2 separate regions of the Homo sapiens genome follow, and region 2 is linked to region 1. Evidence: chromatin contacts called from ENCODE Hi-C or POLR2A ChIA-PET data. All regions are on one chromosome and are shown on one strand. The core of a region is the stretch at or near the end of the contact, and the rest is flanking DNA. Distances in the headings are between cores, read along the strand shown.

Region 1 (5,093 bases), core at 2,152-4,651:
CTGTGACATCTTTATGTATTTTCTTTCCATCTAGTCTTTTGTTCTGGGATTGTATAGTGGGTGGTAGGATGATGTGACACGCTAGAATCTACTTTTTCATTTTAGGCTCACACATTACTAATGTAGCAGGCGGTTCTTTCTCATTGCTACTTCTCTGATTATATCACGTTCTCCATTCTCTTTCAGTGCTCCATGTTTTGTTTAGATCCAGAGCATATTAGAGAGTTAATGTACATTTGTCAATGCAGCTCAATAAGAGGTGATTATTAGGACACCACATCACTTACCAACTTTGTGGTGATATACTGAAAAATGGCTGGATGCTTTTACTTGACCATGGGTGTGACCTCTTAAGGTATTATTGCAAGTGTGTTTCGCTTTTATGGAGTGTGTGTGTATGTGTGTCTTATTCATCAAGCCATTCCTGTAGTAAGAAATAGGTCCATGCCCCCACCTCCTCATGAGAAACTAGAGGACTTTGGTACAAACATGTGATTGCTTAGTTCTCTTCATGGAGCACCAGTAAACAAAAAGTTTAAATATTTATTCAAGTCAAACTAAAGGAGGTGTAAGCACTATTGTTGGATCAATCATTAGGAGAATTTAGAATTTGAACTGTTTAAGTGAAAGTCACTGTTTGATGAAGAAGCTTGTTAACATTGTGAACTTTATTTTGTATTTGTGGGCTTGATAAATCCTGATTGTTTTTAATATGGTATTTCATAAGTACTTTCAGAATGAAATAATGAATGAATAAACAGACTTTTGTTACTTCTAAACTCAGGAAGTTTGCAAATGGGATCTTTGATAATCTTATTTGTATATAAGACAGTGAATGCTGATCACACTACTACTGAGAAGTTTGGATCCCCACCTCTAAGAATCTTCAGCTTTTCAATATTGCTTCTCTTCTCTCTTTATTTACAGCCCCAAATACTCTGAACAGGTGTATATTCTTTGTGATTCTTTCTACCTTAAAAACAAAAGAAGACTTTCTGTTTTTGTTTACGAGTATCTAACATCCTTTAGGAGAATACTCCTCCTTTATCTTCTAGGAAATAATATGGAATTCTTGATAGGTTTTTGTACCTAGTTAGAAGGTATTGAGTCCACAAATAGACAAAAAGCATAGAAGTGATACAACTAAAACTAGGACAAATGCCAAGTTAGAGCAGATTTTGTTTTAATTTTGTGAAGAAATGCTTATTGTAGAAATGTAAAATATATAGAAGAGTATGAAGAAGGAAATGAATTTGCTGTCATCCTCAAAACTGGAGATAGCTACTGTCACTTAAAATTTTTTTAATGTACCATGGTCCCTCAGTATCCATGGGGGCTTGGTTTCAGGACCCCCTGCAGATACTAAAATTCGAGGATGTTCGAGTCCCTTTTATAAAATGGTGTAGTATTTTTGTGTAATCTATGCACATCCTTCCATATACAGTCATGTGTTGCGTAATGACAGACCACATAAATGACATCAGATTTTGCTGCCTGTTTTTACTGTACGTTTTCTGTGTTTAGATACACAAATACTTACCATTGTGTTACAGTTGCCTGCATTATTCAGTAGAGTAACATGCTGAGCAGGTTCATAGCCTGGGAACCATAGGCTGTACCATGTAGCCTAGGTGTATAGTAGGCTATACCGTCTAGGTTTCTGTAGCTACACTCAGTGATGTTTGCCCAAGGATGAAATTGCCTAATGACACATTCCTCAGAATGTACCCCAGTTGTTAAGCAATGCATGACTGTATTTTGAATCATTTCTAGATTACTTATAATACCTAATACAGTGTAAATGCAGTGTAGATAGTTGCTATACTGAAATTTGTAGTTTTTTTTATTGTTGTAGTGGTTTTTTGTTTTTGGTTTTTTAGGTTTTATTTGAGACGGTCTCGCTGTCAACTAGACTAGAATGCAGTGGAATGATCACAGCTCATTGCAGCTTTGACCTCCCAACTCAAGGGATCCTCTCACCTCAGCCTCCTGAGTAGCTGGGATTATAGGCACATGCCTCCACACCCAGCTAACTTTGTTTTTTTTTGTAGAGACGGAGTTTCATCATGTTTTTCAGGTTGGTCTTGAACTCGTGGGCTCCAGCAATAGCCTGCCTCGGCCTCCCAAACTGTTGGGATTACAGATGTAATCACCACCACCCCCAGCCTCTACTGTTATTTTTAATGGGATTTTCCCAAAATATTTTCTGTCTGCAGTTTCTTCAATCTGCAGGTACAGAACCCATGGACACAGAGGGCTGACTGTATATATCTTTTGATTAATTTAAATATTTTAATTAATTTAGATGATGCTGAATGTTTAGTTATGTATCCTTGTGTTTGTGTTTCTCATGCAGTTAAATTTTTTCCAAAACATTACTTTCAATATTAATATAATGCTGTATGAGTGTAACGAAGTATTCTCACGTGGCTTCCAATTTTTCTCCTATTACAAACAACTTTTAGGGAAAAATCTGTACATGACTGATTATTTCCTTAGGATTGAGTTACAGAAATTACTGGGTTAAAGGTATGAAAATTATTTTAAGTTTCTACATGAATATTGGTAACTTCTCAATAGGCATTTTAAAATTGTCTTTATTATTCACTATGTATAAAATGCTTGAGTACTGAGAGGACCAGAGCAGGGCATGCCCCTCTGGTTGTCTGGGGCAGTTCTTCCTCCCTTAATGGTGTGACACTAATTCAGACAGATTTGCCCAGGGAACCAGAATTAGGAAGACTTTTTATCATACTTGAAATATTTTATGGAGTAATTGCTAAAGAAGGAGCTTTTGATAATTGTTTAAAGCAACTCAGATACTAATGTATACCAGTGGTCTAAGACTGATTATGACAGTGTTCCAGTTGGAAGGGGAATAACAACTACTCAGACATAGCAAACAAATTAATGCTGACCTAACGTTATTACCTTTTAGTTTGATTTGGTATGTGTTTATTAAGTGTGCTATCTTGTGTATGTGGCTTTTACAGTGCTAGAAAATGTAGTATTTAAAAGTAGAGAAGGGACGTAATGGTCATCTTTATGAACAAGGGATATAAAGGAACCCAGGAATTCACAGATAGTTTTAAATGAGAGTTCATTTTTTATCATTTATATATGTTACTCTCTTTTTGAAGAAAATTAATACGCTGTTTGAAACTTTAGGTTTGCATATACTTGAGTAACTATATACAAAATGTATCCTTTTGTGCAGGTATGAAGATGCTTGATACGCAGTGTAGACGGAAAGCAGAAGCATAGTGGTGCCTTTTATTGTTCTTTCAATTTCACTGATTCTAATTATAGAAGCTTACATCACCTTGGTTGATGATGACGGTTTCTCTCTCCTTCTTGGTTTTTCTTCCTCTATTACTCCCTAAGGGTGGATCATATTTCATAGTGCATGTGTGTCCAGCTGGTGGCTGTGACAGATTTTCAACAAAAATGGGGGTGATCAGTTAGTGGATATATATGACAGTATGCTGAAGCACACTGTTTCTTACAAGAGAATAAAAGAGCGTTGGTACTCTTGCCTCCCCTCCTTCATGAAGGCTGAGGAATAGGTATGCAGTTTGAAAGCAGAAGTCCTAAGGGGCACCAGTAATTAGAGTTAACTGTGTCTGATAACTGCAAAGATGCATTTCAGATGTTCATGTTAAACATGGGGGAAAACGGGTGGAAAAGATTGTTATGATCCTTTGAAAGGGCTTGTATGTTACCTATGATCATTTCAGTCATTTATTCATTTATTTTCCAAAAGACTTAAAGTGTTTTCACTATGTAAATCAGTACAATTTAAGTTTATATTTCAAAAACCAAATATAACTAAAATACAGAAATGAATATCCTCTTTATTTTGTAAAACTACAGAATTTTTCTTTTGTTCTTTAACTTCTTTGGCGTTTGACTTCTCTAAATTATGATTATAATATTTCATTGCAGATTGGGAATAAATTCCATTTAAAAATATAATAAGTAAATAAAATGCCTGGGTTAGTATAAATCCAGTTTTTGTTATCATTAGTTTTGTTTGTTTTTCATAATGCCTAGAATGTTTATCCTCTTATGGCTTACCTTCATCTATGGTAACCTTTCTCTGTCCTTCTTTTCAGTGTTGTCACATATTAACATAAAAGATGTGTTTACAGTTAGTTTAGTAACTATCAGAACCTTATCTTTGGCTTTCTAAACAATATGATTTTAAGTATTTCAGTTTGTATTTTTGTTTATAAATAATATACACAGTTAACATAAATTTTAATAACTACATGGCATTTACACTTTTATAAAAGTATTTTGTCATGATTTGAATCTTTGCAAAGTCAACATACATTGCTCTATTTTATAGTAGTGCAAAAGACCTTTCTAAAGCTAAAGATTTCATTAATAAGGGTTAGCATCATGGCATTTCATATGCAGGGGAAACGTGTTCATAAGTGGCTGTCCTGTAGTGATTCCTAGACAATAGGTAGATCAGGACATTCTCCTTTGCTGCACTTAATTCATTTGAATTGATAAGATAATGAGATGAGATCGTGATAAAATTCTAAAAGTGATGCAAGGGAAAAATAGGTTATTCACCTAGTCATTTATTTTAGTTATTTGATAAATTACTATTCTCTTCAAAGGATGTTTATTTCTTCATTCAGTAGTTAAAAGGTGAAGTCATTATTTCCTCAGAATGCTGGTGGATCCCCGTGTTGAGTATGGAATTTGGCCTGTTTCTTTTCTTAGTATTGTTACACAGGGAGATTTAGCATGATAGGTTCACTATACAGTTCCCTGGAATCGAAGATACTATGAGATGATTGGTAGAAAAGGAAAAGGATGATGTCATCTTCACTTACAAGCCAAACTAAAGGAAAAGAGAATTTTGTTCCTTTACTGAGTTGGTGTTTACTACAGTAGGTCTAACATATGGCACTAGTGGATTGCATTTCTCACACTGGGCAGCAGTTTTTTAAAGCAGCTAAGAGATGGCTGTCTCCCTTGCCCAGCTTGAGGTCCTTCTTTGTGTGTTGATCAGCATGATTTATAAAAAGGGGGAAAGGTGTGCATTAAAATTTTGCTTTTTGATTCGGCTATAATAT
Region 2 (4,801 bases), core at 1,673-4,172, 570 kb before region 1:
TTTTTTTTTGAGACAGAGTCTCACTCTGTCACCCAGGCTGTAGAGCAGTGGTGCAATCTTGGCTCGTTGAAACCTCCACCTCCCAGGTTCAAGCAATTCTTGTGCCTCAGCCTCTGGAGTAGCTGAGATTACAGGCACACACTCCCATGCCCGGATAATTTTTTTTTTTTTTTTTTTTTTTAAGTAGAGATGGGGTTTCACCATGTTGGCCAGGCTGATCTCGAACTCCTGATCTCAAGTGATCTGCCTGTCTCCCAAAGTGCTGGGATTACAAGCATGAGCCACTGCGCCTGGCCGGTTTCTGGTATAATTCTTGATCTTATTAAGGATGCTTCCTAGTAGTCCTAGTAGACAAAGAATTTTTCTCATAAACGGATGTTTCTGTTGAGATGATCATCTTTAGATTAACCAATTATTGTGGAGAAGTACATTGGTAGATTTTCCATAATCAAATTTGCATTCCTGGGAATGACCCTGCTTGATCATGATCTGTTATTCTTTTAATTCAATTTGGTAATGTCTTATTCCTACTGAGTTCTACCTCAGTAAAAATTTTCACCAAAACTGTGCCTAGCCTCCAGGCTGGGTGGCATGTTCCTTCTCTATGCACCGAGAGCACCATGTCTGTCTTTTTCTAATACCTCTCTAGTTTTGTACTTACAATCTGGTATTATAATTACATGTCTCCCTCAGTGGAATATGCCATTGTTGAGAGACAGACTTTTGTCTTCTTCCTAATTGTATCCTCAGTGCCCAGATAAGGCCTGATTTAAAGCAGGCCTTTGGAAAATATGTCTAGTCTGTGCGAAAATGCTTACCATTCCCCTGACAGGGACAAGTGCCAAGTCCCCATACTAGTTTAGCTTTGTGGGCAGAGCCCTGGCCTTGTTGGTCCAGCTTATCATGCAGACAAGAGCCATGTCAATACTGGTGGACCCCGCTTGCTGTGGGAGCTGGAGAGCCAGATATGCTCACAGCTCCTTCTCAGTTACACCTAAGCTGCCTGTGGGGAGCTCAGGACTCTGCATGCGCCTCCACATCTTCAGGCCGAAGATTCTCCATCACTTCCAAGAAAGCACGCTCAAATGTGAAAGCAGATAAATCATTAGCACCCTGTGCTGGGGCTTGTTACTGTTCAACAGGGGTTCTCTTTCTGGGAACCTAAGATACTTCATGTGTACCTTAGCAGCAGCTAATGGGGGTGGATGGAAGTGGTCACCAGGCATTCCAGTCACCCAGGGATGCCTAGGTCCCTTTACCAGGAAGCAGCGAGAGAGGCATAATGGACACAACTCTGTCTTTCTTATAGAAGACACCTGTTTCAGGCCAGGCCTTTATCTTGCTGAAGCTGACCCCACTGAAGGGTCATTGTGCTTTGGTTAGAAAACCACTGCAACCAAAGCCATCCAGTGACAAAGTAGTGGGATCCCTCATACTGGAGCAGGCAGACACCTACTGTCCCAGTAGTCTCATGTCAGAAACAACACTCAACATACATTGTCTTTTGTGCCCAGCTTGGGAGCTGGTCTGTGAGGACTGAGGGATCCCAGGTACCTTGAGTTCTTGTAACCATACAGTGGATGGACACAGACACAGCACCATCCTAGGGCTGGCAGATACTCCATGCTCATCGGTGCCAGCCTGCTCATCAACAGAATCACCCACCTCCATTCTGTCACCCACCAGGTATTTACTGAGACTCTTCTACATGACATGTGCCATTGAGGGTACTGGGAGAATAGCAGCAGACCTATAATACAAAAGCCCCTGCCCTTGAGGGGGGCTACCTGGTTTCCAGGTGCACCCCCAGTTTATCTCATGGTTTAGGTGGCACTATTTATGACTCACCAAGTTTGTGACAGATGATCAGTGTCTTCCTTCTGTGGCTGCAGTTTATCTGTGCACAGATGCTGGCATCCTTCAATCCAGGTCTCAGGTTTGGGTCAGGGCTTAGCTTGAGGCAGTAGGAAGAACAGAGCTCTCTGGATGGTTTAGGCAAGCTTGTCCAACCCATGACTCACAGGCTGTATACTACCCATGACAGCTTTGAATGTGACCCAACATAAATTGGTAAACTTTCCTAAAACATTATGAGATTTTTTGCTTTCTTTTTTTTTTTTTTTTTTTTTTTTTTGCTCATCAGCTATTGTTAGTGTTAGTGAATTTTATGTGTGGCCCAAGACAATTCTTCTTCCAAAGTGGCCCAGGGAAACCAAAAGATTGGACATCTCTGGTTTAGAGATTCAGTTGGTTTCTTCAACTTCAGTTCTTGGTGTACAGGGATGGCCTCTGACTTGCTCCACATCCTCAATCCGGCCACCACCTGGTTTTCTGCACACAGGAAACACTTGGCAATGTTGGCTGAAACAATGAGTGAGAGCCAAGTGCCAAGTGCTGGGCTAACCTCGCTCACAGCCAATTAGGCATAAAGTAACCAGGGCTGTAAGAGAAGTGGAAACAGAGATGCAGATGCTCCAAGGAGGCCAGACACTTGCCCTCCTCTCTTGGTGAGTCCTGTGCTCAGAAGGGGCACAACGGAGACGTGCTTGGGCTGTCCATACGGCAGTCTCTCTGCGGCAGTGGAGAAAGCTCTGGTCTGTGTGTATAGTGTGCATGCAGGGGAGTGTGCATATGTGTGTATATTTGCCTACATGCACATGCATGTTCACATTGGCTCTGGTCCCCACAACAACACCATTATAGGGCCCTGCTTAGCCATCCTTTCTGCAGTGGGTGGGGGGGGTGGGGAAAGGGGTTCCTGACTGCTGTGTCACTTTTGGATAGTCACTGTTTTTTGTGTGCAGCACTCCTACCTCACCTACCCCACCCCTAGAGGCAGGCAGGGTGATGACTGAAGCATCAGGCCTGTGGTTTCTGTAACAGGAAGTGATTTAGATGCTGAAAGCTAATTTTAGATGAAATGATATGGGGTTTTTAAAGAATCTTTCAGGGTTGGTTTCAGGCTCAAGGCTTAGCCCCCTGCTCCTCTTGCCTACAGGGGACAGGCAGTTTCCCATTGTCCTTGTCACTGTCTTGCTGGGTGAACTCATGCCTAGCTGGGCAGGGTTCTTAGGTAGAAAGCCAGTGCTGATTTTTCCTGGATTTCAGAATGTTTAAGTCATTGTTTTTGGCCTTGAACACCAGAGTCCTGTGACTCAGCACAGGCCTGGCTCTAGGCCAAGCAGACACAGGACCTCTTATCCCTGGAAGGGGACTGCCTGGAGGCTCCCAAGGATCTTGTTAGGACAGAGATGTCCACCCTCACCCAGGCTGAGGCCTGGGCCAGAGGTCAGATGAGGCTTCTGGGCCAAAAAAAGTATCATCTTGGGTGGCAGACACTTAGGTGGGGCCTCTTCTCCCAGTTAGCCCTGTCCTGAGCCTCTTAGCAGGGGCGGCTTTCTGACCCAGGTGCCACACTAAGGATCCCATCCTGATTGAGCCCTGTAGATTGGGACTCCTGATAGCAGCAGACACAAAAGAAACTGAGGAGTAGGCACAGAACTCTGAGAGTCCTGTCCTCCTGGTGTCGGGGTCCCACTGGTTGGGGACCTTGGAGCCTCGTGGTTTCTGTCTCTGCCAAGGCCTGAGCACAGGAAATAGAAGGTTGGGCCTCCCTGGTCACCTCTGCAAGGGTCTTCAAAGCCCATTTTAATCTGTTGTCCCATTCCCTAGGTCTTCCACAGCACCCCATACCAGAGAATGCTGCTCCCATTATCAGAGAAGCAGCCAAATATCAGCATGCTAAGAGAGATGTCCCAGGGTTACATAGCTTCACTCAGGCAGCATTGGAGCCAGCCAGGCCAGGAGCTTACCCTGTCCCATACTACCGATGGGATGCCCAGCATTCAGGGAAAAGAGCTCACTCTGCATATCTCATCTAGACAGCAGCCAGCCTCATGAACCCCTACCACAAACCTGGGACCTCTGGAAAGCCAAGTATAAGTCTCTGCCAGTTCTTAGTCCACCCTTGTTCTGCTTTGTGGTGAGGTATAGCTTGGGAGATGAGGCGAGGCCTATAGGTCTTGGTTGGTACACAAGAAGAAACACTTCTGCCTAGAGAGGCTGTCGACAGACATTTCCAGGGACACACAGCAGACAGCCTTCATGGCCTTCATGACCAGTCGGTCCCTTGTGGAAGACAAGTAGGACAGGACAGATGATTAGCCCAGAGCCAAAACTGAGCTCAAACCGCAGAAGAGGAGAGCATTCTCACAAAAGCTCCAGTGTTTGCAGCACAATGACGGAGGTAGATGGTGTGAGCTAAGCCCTGTTTTGAGAGTTCCATAGAAGGTGTCTTTGACCTATTTTCAAGGGCTGTGGTGGTAGGAGGAATTTTTGGCCACATCATAAAGAGTTTTGTGGCCACCTCTGATATACCTAGCTCAGGAAGTTGTAATTTTCCATGATTAGGTTATTAGTCACCAAAGTGATTGCTGCCCCCAGACCCTGGCCCCTGTGCTGCAGGAGGCTGACAGAGATGCCCCTCCAGCACTGCAGCCCTGCCTCCCCAGCTGCAGGCCAGAAGCCAAGGAGGCCCTGAGTACTGATGTTGGGCCCTCTGGGTGCTTCCCTTGTTTGTGGAACCCCACAGCCCCATTCCAACTTCTTGAGCACTTTGCCTACCCCAGGAGATTTAACTGGGGCAAGAAATCCTGTAAGATCTCAACAAACGGACGTGGGTAGAATAGCTCCCAGAAAATCTACTCAAGGGAAGACCCATGTACTCCAAGGTATCAATAATGGTGAGGGACTCAGTCTGTAACTTTCTAGGACAGTTTCATTTCATTTTAAAAATTTAAGA

The links. A loop is a pair of places that touch in the nucleus more often than their neighbours do. ChIA-PET counts read pairs that join two places held with the same protein, here RNA polymerase II (POLR2A). Pooled maps may share reads with other maps.
Region 2: a pooled map shows a loop between it and region 1 (3-fold over the local background). The contact joins two enhancer-like sites. A Hi-C loop is called at or near these places in 1 of 37 single-sample maps with no recorded cell type and 11 of 50 pooled maps. POLR2A ChIA-PET finds 5 or more read pairs at or near these places in 4 of 52 experiments (CD8-positive, alpha-beta memory T cell, IMR-90, OCI-LY7 and 1 more).

Annotation. Positions count from the first base shown.
Region 1 is chr5:131,534,884-131,539,976 of GRCh38, reverse strand. The region is part of intron 6 of RAPGEF6 (Rap guanine nucleotide exchange factor 6); the gene reads left to right. Among named protein-coding and RNA genes, the nearest start is that of RAPGEF6, 98 kb to the left of the region's middle. RefSeq lists an enhancer at 3,202-3,431 and a silencer at 3,187-3,481. Within about 2 kb of position 3,401, at least 6 of the 41 ENCODE cell types and tissues checked have a DNase peak (open chromatin) inside an H3K27ac peak, as active enhancers do; they include OCI-LY7, where a contact is called at or near this core.
Region 2 is chr5:132,101,877-132,106,677 of GRCh38, reverse strand. No RefSeq gene overlaps it. Among named protein-coding and RNA genes, the nearest start is that of CSF2, 30 kb to the right of the region's middle. RefSeq lists enhancers at 2,830-3,209, 2,988-3,282. Within about 2 kb of position 2,922, at least 30 of the 41 ENCODE cell types and tissues checked have a DNase peak (open chromatin) inside an H3K27ac peak, as active enhancers do; they include OCI-LY7, where a contact is called at or near this core.